2 separate regions of the Homo sapiens genome follow, and region 1 is linked to region 2. A link is a contact called in ENCODE Hi-C or POLR2A ChIA-PET data. All regions are on one chromosome and are shown on one strand. Each heading gives the region's core, a stretch centred on a gene start or an enhancer-like site at or near the end of the contact. The rest is flanking DNA. Distances are from core to core; before and after follow the strand shown. Region 1 overlaps LINC01926 (long intergenic non-protein coding RNA 1926). Region 2 has its middle 28 kb from the start of LINC01926.

Region 1 (6,257 bases), core at 3,522-6,021, 43 kb after region 2:
ATCCTCTCCAGGCCATGGCTTTCTGGCTTGTTCAATTTACTTCCCCCAGTTCTTTGGCCCCTCTTCTGCACAAATGCCCTCCCAGCCCTCAAAGGCCCTCCCCGCTTCTGAAACTATCTCCCACAACCATCAAGATTCTTTCTAGGCTGGGCGCAGTGGCTCACACCTGTATTCCCAGCACTGTGGGAGGCCGAGGTGGGTGGATCACCTGAGGTCGGGAGTTCAAGACCAGCCTGACCCACATGGAGAAACCCCATCTCTACTAAAAATACAAAATTAGCCGGGCTTGGTGGCGCATGCCTATAATCCCAGCTACTTGGGAAGGCTAAGGCAGGAGAATCGCTTGAACCTGGGAGGTGGAGGTTGCAGTGAGCCGAGATCGCGCCATTGCACTCCAGCCTGGACAACAAGAGCAAAACTCCGTCTCAAAAAAAAAAAAAAAAAAAAAGATTCTTTCTAGAAAGACTTCTATAGAAAATTTTTTCTAGGCTGGGCACAGTGGCTCATGCCTGTAATCCCAGCACTTTAGGAGGCCAAGGTGGGCAGATCACTTGAGCCCAGGAGTTTGAAACCAGCCTGGGCAACATGGCAAAACCCTGTCTCTTCAAAAAATCCAAAAATATTAGCCAGGCATGGTGGTGCTCACCTATGGTCCTAGCTTCTTGGGAGGCTGAGGCAGGAGTATTACCTGAGCCCAGGAGGTCGAGGCTGCAGTGACCTCCGGTGATTGCACCACTGCACTCCAGCCTGGGTGACAGAGTGAGATCCTGTCTCAAAACAAAAACAAAAACAGAAAAAAAACACACACGAAAATCTTTTCTGGAAAGTCTTCTTGGACCTCTTCAGATCTCTTCCTCCAGTGAATTCTGTGACACTAATTACTTTTTTCCCCCCATGATACATAGGGCTTTGGGCTATGAAAGTATAATTTTCAAAAAGATAAAAGCCTGACTCTCATACAAATGTAGAATGAACACATGTCAATTATGTATGTAACTAATTCACAAGGGTGCCAGGAGGATGTAAAACTAGTTCAAAGGAGAATTCAAAGAACAGAGGTCTATGTAGTCAGACAGGAAAGGCAGCCAAAAATAAGCTTTTTTTTTTTTTTTTGAGACAGAGTCTCGCTCTGTCATCCAGAATGGAATGCAGTGGCACAATCTCGGCTCACTGCAACCTCCACCTCCTGGGTTCAAGTGATTCTCCTGCCTCAGCCTCCTGAGTAGCTGGGACTACAGGTGTGTGCCCCCACACCCAGCTAATTTTTGTATTTTTAGTAGAGACGGGGTTTCACCATATTGTCCAGGCTGGTCTCGAACTCCTGGGCTCAGGTGATTCGCCTGCCTCAGCCTCTCAAAGTGCTGGGATTACAGGCATAAGCCACCACGCCCAGCCAAGAATAAATTTTCTAAATCACAGGCAAAATTGGTTAATGTCCTAACGGGCAATAGAACGGTAACCTTCCGAGTTATCTCGGATACTCTTGGAAATCTACTAGTTAACATGTAACTTGAGAGAATCTGAGCCTTCGTCATTAGTAAATAGCAAGAAGACAAAAGTGTATCTCCCAGTATTAAATAATCCTTGGGTGGGCTCTGGGCTAGATATGCTCCAGTATGATATTGAAATCTCCCAGTATTAAATAATCCTTGGGCGGGCTCTGGGCTAGCTATGCTCTGGCATGATATTGAAAGATATGCAGGAGTCCTTTCAGCTTATATCCAAGTTTTTGGCTAATTTGCCTTCACTGGGTCAACCACCCCATTTCATAAGAGGAAATACAAGTCTGGAGAGATTAGTTTACTTGTCTGAAATCACACAATTGGTAGGAGCTGAGCTAGAACATGAAACTAAGTCGGTGTGGCTATAGATTATACATCTCCAAATGCATACTAAAGGGTTAGAGATCCGCAGCCAGTGGAGTTAGCAGAGAACACGTCTCACTTGTGTGTGCACGTGGGAATCCAGGGGATATGGAATTTTTTTTAACCAGGGGATAAAAAACTGTTTTTTTGAGACAAGGTCTTGCTCTGTCACCCAGGCTGGAGTACAGTGGTGTAATCACGGCTTGCTGCAGCCTAGACTTCTGCGGCTCAAGCAATCCTCCCACCTCAGCCTCCTGAGTAGCTGGTACTACAGGCATGCACCACCATGCCCAGCTAATTTTTTTACTTCTTGTGGAGATGGGGTCTCAGTATGTTGCCCACGCTGGTCCCAAACTCTTGGGCTCCAGCCATCTTCCCGCCTCAGCCTCCAAAAAGCTGGGATTACAGGTGTGAGCCACCACGCCTGACCAACAAATGCTTATTGATTGTCGTGAAAGTCCAGTGGCCTAGCTAGACTACCTTTCAATACCACTGGTGAGAAACAACAGCTTAGTAGTATATAACTAGCTGATCTTAGGTGCCATTTAGCGAAAGAGTTAAATGACTGTATGTTTTATTTTATTGGCTAGATTGTAATTTTGAGGCCAGGTGTTTGAGACCAGGTGTTTGAGACCAGGTATTTGGAATTCACACTTACCCAGTAAGTATTTGTTGAGTACTATCTGTGGCAGATTACCTTGCCTCTATTTTTTTTTTTTTTTTTTTTTTGAGACGAAGTTTTGCTCTTCTTACCCAGGCTGGAGTGCAATGGCACAATCTCGGCTCACTGCAACCTCTGCCTCCTGGGTTCAAGCGATTCTCCTGCCTCAGCCTCCCAAGTAGCTGGGATTACAGGCATGCACCGCCACGCCTGGCTAATTTTGTAGTTTTAGTAGAGATGGGATTTCCCCATGTTGGTCAGGCTGGTCTCGAACTCCCAACCTCAGGTGATCTGCCCGCCTTGGCCTCCCAAAGTGCTGGAATGATTACAAGTGTGAGCCACCTCACCCAGCAGATTACATTTTTTAAAGGTAGCCACACCTACATATTTATCCCACCTCACATGCCCTTCCTACACCCTTTCCAGGGAAAGGAAACCCAGGTTCCCCCACTGCTTGTATCTGAGCAATGACTGCTCTAAGGGAACACAGCAGAAGTGATGCAGTGATGCTCCCTGGTTTCTGAGGCTAGGTAGTAACCATGAGGGAGGAAAATAGGGTTTAGACAAAGGGAATCTAAAGCAGATTCACACTGGCTTCCTAGAACTAAATCAAAAGGAAAACCCCAACTTTCCACACCTAAGCAATGAAAGGACAGGAGGCTACTCCCTTTGCAAACCCTGCCCCCTTTTTTCTGTGTGACAGATGGAAAATCAAAAGTACCTCTGATTGGTTGCTTTCTGCAACCAATCAGACTGACTGTGGGCCACTACTTCATTTACATAGGGTGTAACCAAGTGTGTGCGGAATAATCCGTGAGTTCTTGGTCTTGCTGACTTCAAGAATGAAGCCGTGGACCCTCGCGGTGAGTGTACAGTTCTTAAAGATGGTGTGTCCGGAGTTTGTTCCTTCAGATGTTCAGATGTGTCCAGAGTTTCCTCCTTCTGGTGGGTTCGTGGTCTCACTGACTTCAGGAATGAAGCTGCAAACCTTCACAGTGGGCCTTACAGCTCTTAAAAGCAGTACATCTGGAGTTGTTCATTCCTTCCAGTGGGTGGTCTTGCTGGCTTCAGGAGTGAAGCTGCAGACCTTCACAGTGTTACAGTTCACAAAGGCAGCAAGGACTCAAAGAGTGAGCAGCGGCAAGATTTATCACAAAGAGCAAAAGAACAAAACTCACACACTGCAGAAGCGGACCCAAGCCAGTTGCCACCGCTGGTTCCGGCAGCTTGCTTTTATTCCCTCATCTGGCCCCACCCACATACTGCTGATTGGTCCACTTTACAGAGAGCTGATTGGTCCATTTTACAGAGAGCTGATTGGCCTGTTTTGACGGGGTGCTGATTGGTGCATTTACAATCCCTAAGCTAGACACAGAGTGCTGATTGGTGTATTTAAAATCCTCTAGCTAGACAAAAAAGTTTTGCAAGTCCCCACTAGATTAGCTAGACACAGAGCACTGCCCCCCGGAAGGCAGGTGAGGCCCTTGGAGAATTCCAGCGCGGTGTGGTAGGGCCGGCAGTGCTGAGGGACCCGGCGCACCCTCTGCAGCTGCTGGCCCTGGTGCTAAGCCCCTCACTGCCTGAGGCCGGCAGGGCCGGCTTGCAGGGCCCGCGGAACCCACGCCCACCCGGAACTCATGCTGGCCCGCGAGCGCCACGCGCAGGCCCGGTTCCCGCCTGTGCTTCTACTTCCCACACCTCCCCTCAAGCAGAGGGAGCCGGCTCCGGCCTCAGCCAGGCCAGAGAGGGGTTCCCACAGTGCAGTGTCGGGCTGAAGGGCTCCTAGAGCATGGCCAGAGCGGATGCTGAGGCCGAGGAGGCGCCGAGAACAAGCAAGGCTGCTGGCACGTTGTCACCTTTCACAAGGAACCAATGGGAAACCTTTAGAGGGTATTTAAACCCCAGAAAATTCTGTAAAGGGGCTCCTGAGCCCCTATGCTGAGCCGGTTCCCACCTTGTGGAGTGTACTTTTGTTTTCAGTTCCTTTTGTTGCTTCATTCTCTCCTTGCTTTGTTTTTGCGTTTTGTCCAATTCTCTGTTCAAAACGCCAAGAACCTGGACATCCTCCACCAGTAACCAAACGGTTATAGTATCACCTGGTTCTCTATCTTTTCCTCTGTCCGGATGCTTGCCCTTTGAACCTAACCACCACATTGTGAGAAAGCCCACTTGGAGAGACTCTGTGTGGATGTTCTGACCAACGTCCTTGGGCCACCAGCCAGCAGCTCCATGTGATGAACCCCAGACATGGGAGTGAACAGGGCTTCAGATGATTTCAGCCCACACTCTTCAAGTCTTCCCACGGAGGCCCAGACATCGTGGAGCAGAGGTCAGTTACCCCTGCTGTACCCTCTCTGAATTCCTAACCCACAGAAACTAAGAGAGATAATAAATGACTTTTGTTTTGTTTTAAGCTACAATGTTTTGGAGTCACTTCTTCCGCAGCAATAGGTAATTAATACACCAGCTATGTTCTTGGCAGGTTGGCATTGCTGGTTTAACTTTTCATCCGCAGTTCAAATGTAAGCGTCACGAGGTTTTTTAATTCCAGCTTCGCCAAGCCATGAATTTGACCCTTGCCAGGAGCAGGGGCTCACATCTGTAATCCCAGCACTTTGGCAGGCTGAGGCGTGAGGATAGCTTGAGCTCAGAAGTTCAAGACCAGCCTGGGCAACATAGCAAGGCCCCTACCTACAAAAAAAAAAAAAATTAGCCTGGCCTGGTGGCATGTACCTGTAATCCCAGCTACTTGGGAGACTGAGGTGGGTGGTTTGTTTGAGCCAGGAAGCTGTGTTCATGCCACTGCACTCCAGCCTGAATGACAAAGAGAGACCTTGTCCAAAAAAAAAAAAACAACAACAACAACAAAAAAGAACTCTGCTAAATGACATTTCAGCAACTGTTCCAGCCAACGCATAATGACATTTTATAGGGAACTGCTTTGCTAGAGGGGAGATGTGCACACTTGTAGCATTATGAAGGTCTCCGGAGGTATCCCTTTAAGCTCTCAATGGCCAACCGTGCTTCTTTATGTTTTCCCAAGGCTCTGAGCTCAGAAGTTCCCAGCCTGTGAGGTATGAGAGTTTCCCAAGTCTTCTGCCAAAAAACCTCAGTTCAGGAGAAAAATAAACTCAAGAGTCCTCTGATTAAACCAGTCTTTATTGCAGTCTGACTTGGAGCTTTTGGCCTTAGTGGCAAAGAAGGTGATTAAGTAGTTTTCCCAGGAATAGGCCTAATTCAGCTAAAGTGGACTTTCAGGAATATTCTGTTTAAGAGCATGAGCACATGCTACTACAAAGAGCAGCTTTTGTTTTGTTTTGTTTTTGTTTTTGAGACGGGTGTCTCACTATGTTGCCCAGGATGGCTTCAAACTCCTAGGCTCAAGAGATTTTCCGAGTAGCTGGGACTACAGGTGTGCACCACTGCACACGGCGCTAATCCCATTTTACTTATCCATGTGTTTATTTACTGTCTCCCCCACTAGGATGTTGTATTTGTCTGTTTTCACGCTGCTGATAAAGGCATACCTGAGACTGGGCAATTTACAAAACAAAGAGGTTTAATGGACTTACAGTTCCACGTGGCTGGGGAATCATGTCGGAAGGCAAGGAGGAGCAAGTCACGCCTTACATGGATGACAGCAGGAAAAGAGAGCTTGTGCAGGGGAACTCCTCTTTATACAACCATCAGATCTCATGAGACTTACTCACTATCACAAGAACAGCAGGGAA
Region 2 (6,612 bases), core at 1,284-3,783:
AAAGCTGGGTCCTGGGTATTGTTCCTCTATGTGGGTGATGCATTCAATAATGAAAAGGGCCATCATGAAATGGGTGACTGAGTCTCCCCAGTGTGTATTTAAGAGCATTGCAGGCCGGGCACGCAGCTCACCACAGAGGCCGAGGCTGGGTGGATGGCTTGAGCCCAGGAGTTCGAGACCAGCCTGGGCAACATGGCAAAATCCTGTCTCTACGAAAAATGCAAAAATTAGCCAGGCACGGTGGTGCATACCTGTAGTCCTAGCTACTCAGGAGGCTAAGGCTGGCGGATCAACTGATCCCAGGAGGTGGAGGCTGCAGTGAGCTGAGATTGTGCCACTGCACTCCAGCCTAGACAACAGAGCCAGACCCTATCTCAAAAAAAAAAAAAAAAAAAAAAAAGATATTTTCTAGGTCGAAATAATGATCTCTAAGAAAGTGGCAATATGAGAATTACTAAAAACATCAATATATCCCTCCAGAAGACATTTATGTTCTTTTTAAGACACTTAATGGCGTTTAGAATATATGCTAACATCTTTTTCATCGGGCATGGTCAGAAAAGTGGTCACTTTTACAATAATCGTGATCTCCATTTGGAAGCTCAAACCTTTACATATCAAGGCATTTAAATATCACTACTGGGGCCAGATGCAGTGGCTCACACCTGTAATCCCAGCACTTTGGGAAGCTGAGGCAGGATGATCACTTGAGGTCAGACATTCAAGACCAGCCTAGCCAACATGGTGAAACCCTGTCTCTACTATTAAAAAAAGAAATACAAAAATTAGCCAGGTGTGGTGGCACACACCTGTAGTCCCAGCTACTCAGGAGGCTAAGGAATGAATCGCTGAGAATCGCTTGAACCCAGGAGGCAGAGGTTGCAGTGAGCTGAGGTCACCCCACTGCACTCCAGCCTGGGCAACAGAGCGAAACTCCATCTCTAAATAAATAAATAAATAAATAAATAAATAAATAAATAAATATATGCCAGGCGCGGAGGCTCACGCCTGTAATCCCAGCACTTTGGGAAGCTGAGACAGACGGATCGCCTGAGGTCAGGAGTTCGAGACCAGCCTGACCAACATGGAGAAACCCCATCTCTACTAAAAATACAAAATTAGCCAGGCATGGTGGCACATGCCTGTAATCCCAGCTACTCAGGGGGCTGAGGCAGGAGAATTGCTTGAACCCAGGAGGCGGAGGTTGCAGTGAGCAAAGATTGCGCCACTACATTTCAGCCTGGGCAACAGAGCGAAACTCTGTCTCAAAATAAATGAATAAATAAATTAAATAAATAAAAATAAATATCACTATTGGCAAAAGCTTTCTAACATGCATTGCCTATCTAGGTCACAGTTTGCTAATGTCTTGTAGCCTGGATGGTTTTATTGATCCCCGAGAGAACTTTTATTATCCTGAGGGAAAACAGACTGGAAAGAGGACGGGAAATTTGTTTGGCTTTGGAATAGTGGTGGGGGAGGAATAAATGGGAAGAAGGAACGTGGGGAGAGATGGACGCTAAGCAGGAGAGATGGGGCGAGGGAGAGGGGACCACAGCCACGCAGAATGGAAGAGCAAGAAGAGCAGGGAGAGCGTGAAGGCGTGAGAACCGAGGCAGGGCAGGGGACTTCAGAGGCAGAAGCCCTTCAGAAGCTCTGCAAATCCAAATGCTAAGAAGAACATGCAGTCATTTTGACAAGGGCAGGTCAGAAAATGCCACGCGTGCGCACAGAGGATGGAAGGCCAGGACCCGCCGCCAAGCAGGGCTGTCGGGGACTGGTCGCCTCCTCTGGGCAGCGTCAAAGGGCAAGATTGGTCTGGTCCTCTTTCTAACACCTCCCACCCGGGATGCAGCCAAGAGTGGCTGCAGCCTAATTTTCTACATGTAAACAATGACCTCAGTGATGCCCACGGGGCCCCTCTCTGGCCTTCTCCCCCTGGGAAAAGACTGAGTTCTCGACGGGCATCCCCTCCCCCTCCGGAACCAAGGGCTCTGGGATGTTGACAGCCCCCGCCACCTCTGAGAAGGGCAGGCCGTGGAAAACCATCTCCTCCCTTCCTTCCCCCTCTGCCTTTCCTAGCTGGGGCCTCTGCACAATGCAGCTGGGCCAGGCCCTGTTGCTAAGGGAACCAGCAGAGGGCCCAGCCCCCTCCCCATAGAAATAACCCCAAGAGAGGAGTGAAGGATTCACTTGCCCTCATCTCCAGGCTTTGGAGGAGGGTAGGTGCCTGGCCAGCAGAGTGGCCACTGCTCACTGGCCCAGAGGAAGCAAGGCCACCAGCCTGATCCCACTTCTCCCTCCGGCCCATCTTCACTCCCCTCTCCTCAACCACAAGCCCCGCCAAAATAGAGACCCCCGGCTTTGCTCCCCTGCTGCAGGAAGGGAGAGCCACCGCCAGACACTGCCTGCCTGGTCCTCCTGTTCTGATCTCACCCGGTGCTTGGAATCAAAGAGGACCTGGCTTCCCTCTCGGGATACGTGATTTTCTTTGGTTGTGACTCATTGTCTGTAAATGTTGCTGGAGATGAATCAGACCCCACCTGCTACCTGCGGCTGAGATGCTGCCAACAGACACAGAAAGGTGTGCCGCAGCCACCACCCGCCTCCTCTCTCCCAGCTCTGAAGGAGCCCACAGCTCCCATGGGATGAGGTCTTCATCGTGGCTTTCAAGGCCTTCCTTAGAGCCTTTGGATCAGGGAAGCCTGCCCTAAACTGCACATTAGTGTCCATGACTCACCTTTGAAAAATTCCCATAACCAGGCCTCACCCGACCCTGCAAATACAGATGCAGTTACTCTGGGCAGGGACTCAGAGCAAGGAGTTTTTTAAGTGCCCCAGGTCCTGGGCTGAGAGCACCTAGTGGCTGTCTCAGATGCTCTAGCTCAGCCGAGATCCAGTGGCTTGTCCAAGTTCACATTGTCGGCTGGAGAGCTGGAGCAACAACACAGGATTCATGCCTTGAGCACAGTGTTCTATCATAGGATTTTCCTACTTAAAAAAGTAATTTGATAAAATTATTTTGGAAATGTATACAATATAGAAAGGTAAAAAGAAGTCCATTAAATCACCCCTAAACCTCAACACCCGGAGGTAAGCACTGTTAACATTGTGGGTTGTGTTTTTATTTATTTTCAAATATTTAATGTGTAAAACAGGTCATACAGAACACACAGCTGTGCGTCCTGCCCAGCCAAACTGACCATGTTTTTAGCAGGCTGTTGGCAAAGAGTGTCAAGAATATCTTAGAGCTGGGCATGGTGGCACGTACCTATAATCCCAGCTATTCAGATGGCCGAGGTGGGAGGATAGCTTGAGCCCAGGAGGTCAAGGCTGCAGTGAACTATAATTGCATCACTGCCCTCCAGCCTGGGCAACAGAGTGAGACCCTGTCTCTAAAATATATACATATATATTTTTTAATTGACATTTTTCAGCCCACTAATTCCATTTCTAAGAATCTATTCTGGCTGGGCACAGTAGCTCACGCCTGTAATCCCAGCACTTTGGGAGGCCGAGGCAAGTGGGTCACCTGAGGTCAGGAGTTCAAGACCAGCCTGGCCAACATGGTGAAACCCTGTCTCTACTAAAAATACAAAAAAATTAGCTGGTCATGGTGGCGGACACCTGTAATCCCAGATACTTGGGAGGCTGAGGCAGGAGAATCACTTGAACCCAGGAGGCAGAGGTTAGAGTAAGCGAAGATCACACCATTGCACTCCAGCCTGGGCAACAAGAGTGAAACTCCATCTCAAAAAACAAAGAATCTGTCTTCCAAGAATGGTCAGATGTAAGCGAAAAATTATTTACAGAGACTTTATTTTATTTTATTTTATTTATTTTCTGAGACAGGGTCTTGCTTTGTCACCCAAGCTAGAGTGCAGTGGTGTGATCATAGCTCACTGGAACCTCGACTTCTTGGGCTCAAGCCATCCTCCCCATTCCTCCCAAAGCACGGGATTACAGGTGTGAGCCACTGTACCCAGCCAGCTTTCATTTTAATGTAATTTATAATAGCCAAAATTGCCAACCTCATAAATGTAAAAAGTTAGAGGAATCGTCTAATAAATTGTAGTTTTGCATGGAATACTTTGAGGTCATTAAAACCACATTTTCAAAAAATGTGTGATGCCTATGATAATTGTCCTCTCCCACTATCCCTCCCTCCATGTTTGCCTCGATGCTCAATGCCTGTAAGCACGTGTTCCAGGAATACCCCTCCTCTGATCCTACTGTAACCCCTTTGAATGCTACGAGGCCAATTGATCTTTCTCTTTCAGATCACTCGTAGCATATATTGTCAGTACCAAGTGTTTTGGACGGTTTTTTCATTTTACTATTATTTACTATATACTACTTCTATTTGCTTCTCTGGCATGTATGTAAGAATGTGTGTGTGAGGCTGGGCACAGTGACTCATGCCTGTAATCCCAGCACTTTGGGAGGCCAAGGCGGGCAGATCATCTGAGGTCAAGAGTTCAAGATCAGCCTGGCCAACATGGCGAAACCTCGTCTCTACTAAAAATACAAAAATTAGCCAGGTGTAGTGGCGTGCGCCTGTAGTCCTAGCTACTCGGGAGGCTAAGGCAGAAGAATCGGTTGAACCAGGGAGGCAGAGGTTGCAGTGAGCTGAAATCTTGCCACTGCACTCCAGCCTGGGCGACAGAGTGAGATTCCGTCTCAAAAAATAAATAAATATATAAATAATGTGTGTGTGCGTACATTTGTGTCCATGTGTGATTGTGTATGTATTTGTAAGAGAGAAAAGGAACTCAGAATTACCAACGGCTCGAGGGCTGGAAGTGTGACTTACACATCTTCATTCTTTGCCAGCTCTTCAGTTTCAGCATATCTTAAACTAAATTCATCTCCCTCAAATCTGTGCCAATGCCACAAAAACCTTTTTTTTCCGTGCGCAAGACTTTCTAAACTGGCTCTTCCTCCTGCATTGCCAGTTCATTCGGTGATATCACCCCTTCTCCTTTGGGCCACCCAGATTTAAATATTTTGGAATTCCTGACCGTGGAATCCTACCATTGTGTTTTTTTTAAGTCTTGTCATGTGTCTTTTTCTGTTCCGTTGCCACCATCGCAGGCAGCAATTTTCCATCACTTCAACTCTGTCTCCGCTGAGCCATCTGCTGGCAGACTCTTGGCCCTTCAGACTATCTCGTGTTCAACCACTTGTTTCAGATATTTTTACCCCATCACTTCTCTGGCTAAAAAGCCACCGATGGCCACTTATAAACGGTCATTATTGAATGAAGTGCTAACTTCTTATCCTGGCACATGGGTCCCTCCTTAATTTGATCCCAACCCATCCATCTTCCTGGTTTTATTTTATTTATTTATTTAGAGATGGGGTCTCGCTATGTCGCCCAGGCTGGCCTCAAACTGCTGGGCTCAAGTGATCCTCCTGCCTCAGCCTCCCAAACTACTGAGATTACAGGCGTGGGCCACCACACCTGGCCCTTCTTCCTATTTTATATCACACCACTTCCTGACTAATATCCCAAGCTCCTGCCACGCTGGTGTAAGCACCAACCCCAGAACACACCCTGTGTCCTTGGGCCTCCTCCGCTTACTACTGACTGGTGAGATCTTGGATAATTTGCTTAACCACTTCCACCTTAACCCCTCATCTATAAAATGGGGATAATGCTAATGACACCTTCTTGAACTCCTGGCCTCAAGCAATCCTCCCATCTAGGCTTCCCAATGTGCTGGGATTACAGGCATGAGCCACCACGCCTGGAAACACCTTCTTTACAGGGATTGTGGTGAAAGCAAAGCAGATGCAAGAATGCAACAACCATCATTTATTTGCTCACAGTTTTGCAACTGGGGCTAAGCAGGCAGGGACTGCTTGGCAGCTGAGGTGGATCAACAGGGCTGGAGGATCTACCTCCATGTGGATCACTCGGAGTTGGTGACTTGGTGCTATTGGCTGGGAGTTCAGCTGGTACCATGGTCCTGGAGCCTCAATTGTACTCCACTTGGACTTTCCAGGTGGCTTAGGGACTTCCCATAGCATGTCAGCTGGGTCTTTCTAAGAGAGGGGAAGCAGAAATTGCCAGGCCTCTTAAGGATTAGACCTAACTGGCAGAGCATAACTTCCATCACATCCTATTTGTCAAAGCCGTCATAGGCCAGCCCAGATCCCAGCGGGTGGAGAGATAGGCTCCACCTCTCCAAAAGGGAGTGGTAGGTGCATGGGAGGAAAGAAAAAATAATGACAGCTATCTTTGAGATAAGTCCCCACCTTAGGGTTTCTGCAGCCTTGTCTAGTAGAAGAGATGCTCAACAGTTTGCATTTACTGAACTCTTAAAGCTTGTTACTTTTGTCCCAAGATTGCTTGGATTGCTGCCACAAATCATGATTTGACTTTTTCCTCTTGCTGTGATTAGTCATGATATTCCAAGTAAATATTAAGCTCTTTGAGGGCAAGACTCTTATCTACAGTAAACAATTTTTATTCCCCCCACAGAGATGTACACATTGTTAACTGTGAATATGCAGCATTTGACTTATTTTCAGCCCTAGCACTTGATTTATTGACAGCCGTAGTACACGGAAGGGAACACAAGAGTTGCTTTTATTGAATTTTTGTTG

Evidence for each region. A loop is a pair of places that touch in the nucleus more often than their neighbours do. ChIA-PET counts read pairs that join two places held with the same protein, here RNA polymerase II (POLR2A). Pooled maps may share reads with other maps.
Region 1: a map of aorta shows a loop between it and region 2 (6-fold over the local background). The contact joins two enhancer-like sites. A Hi-C loop is called at or near these places in 4 of 168 maps with a recorded cell type or tissue (Calu3, Right ventricle myocardium inferior, Right ventricle myocardium superior and 1 more), 1 of 37 single-sample maps with no recorded cell type and 8 of 50 pooled maps. POLR2A ChIA-PET finds 5 or more read pairs at or near these places in 2 of 52 experiments (Panc1 and WTC11).

What each region holds. Positions count from the first base shown.
Region 1 is chr18:58,823,849-58,830,105 of GRCh38, forward strand. All of the region lies in intron 1 of LINC01926 (long intergenic non-protein coding RNA 1926), which reads left to right. Among named protein-coding and RNA genes, the nearest start is that of LINC01926, 13 kb to the left of the region's middle. Within about 2 kb of position 4,772, at least 5 of the 41 ENCODE cell types and tissues checked have a DNase peak (open chromatin) inside an H3K27ac peak, as active enhancers do.
Region 2 is chr18:58,782,903-58,789,514 of GRCh38, forward strand. No RefSeq gene overlaps it. Among named protein-coding and RNA genes, the nearest start is that of LINC01926, 28 kb to the right of the region's middle. RefSeq lists enhancers at 1-672, 6,214-6,612. Within about 2 kb of position 2,534, at least 14 of the 41 ENCODE cell types and tissues checked have a DNase peak (open chromatin) inside an H3K27ac peak, as active enhancers do.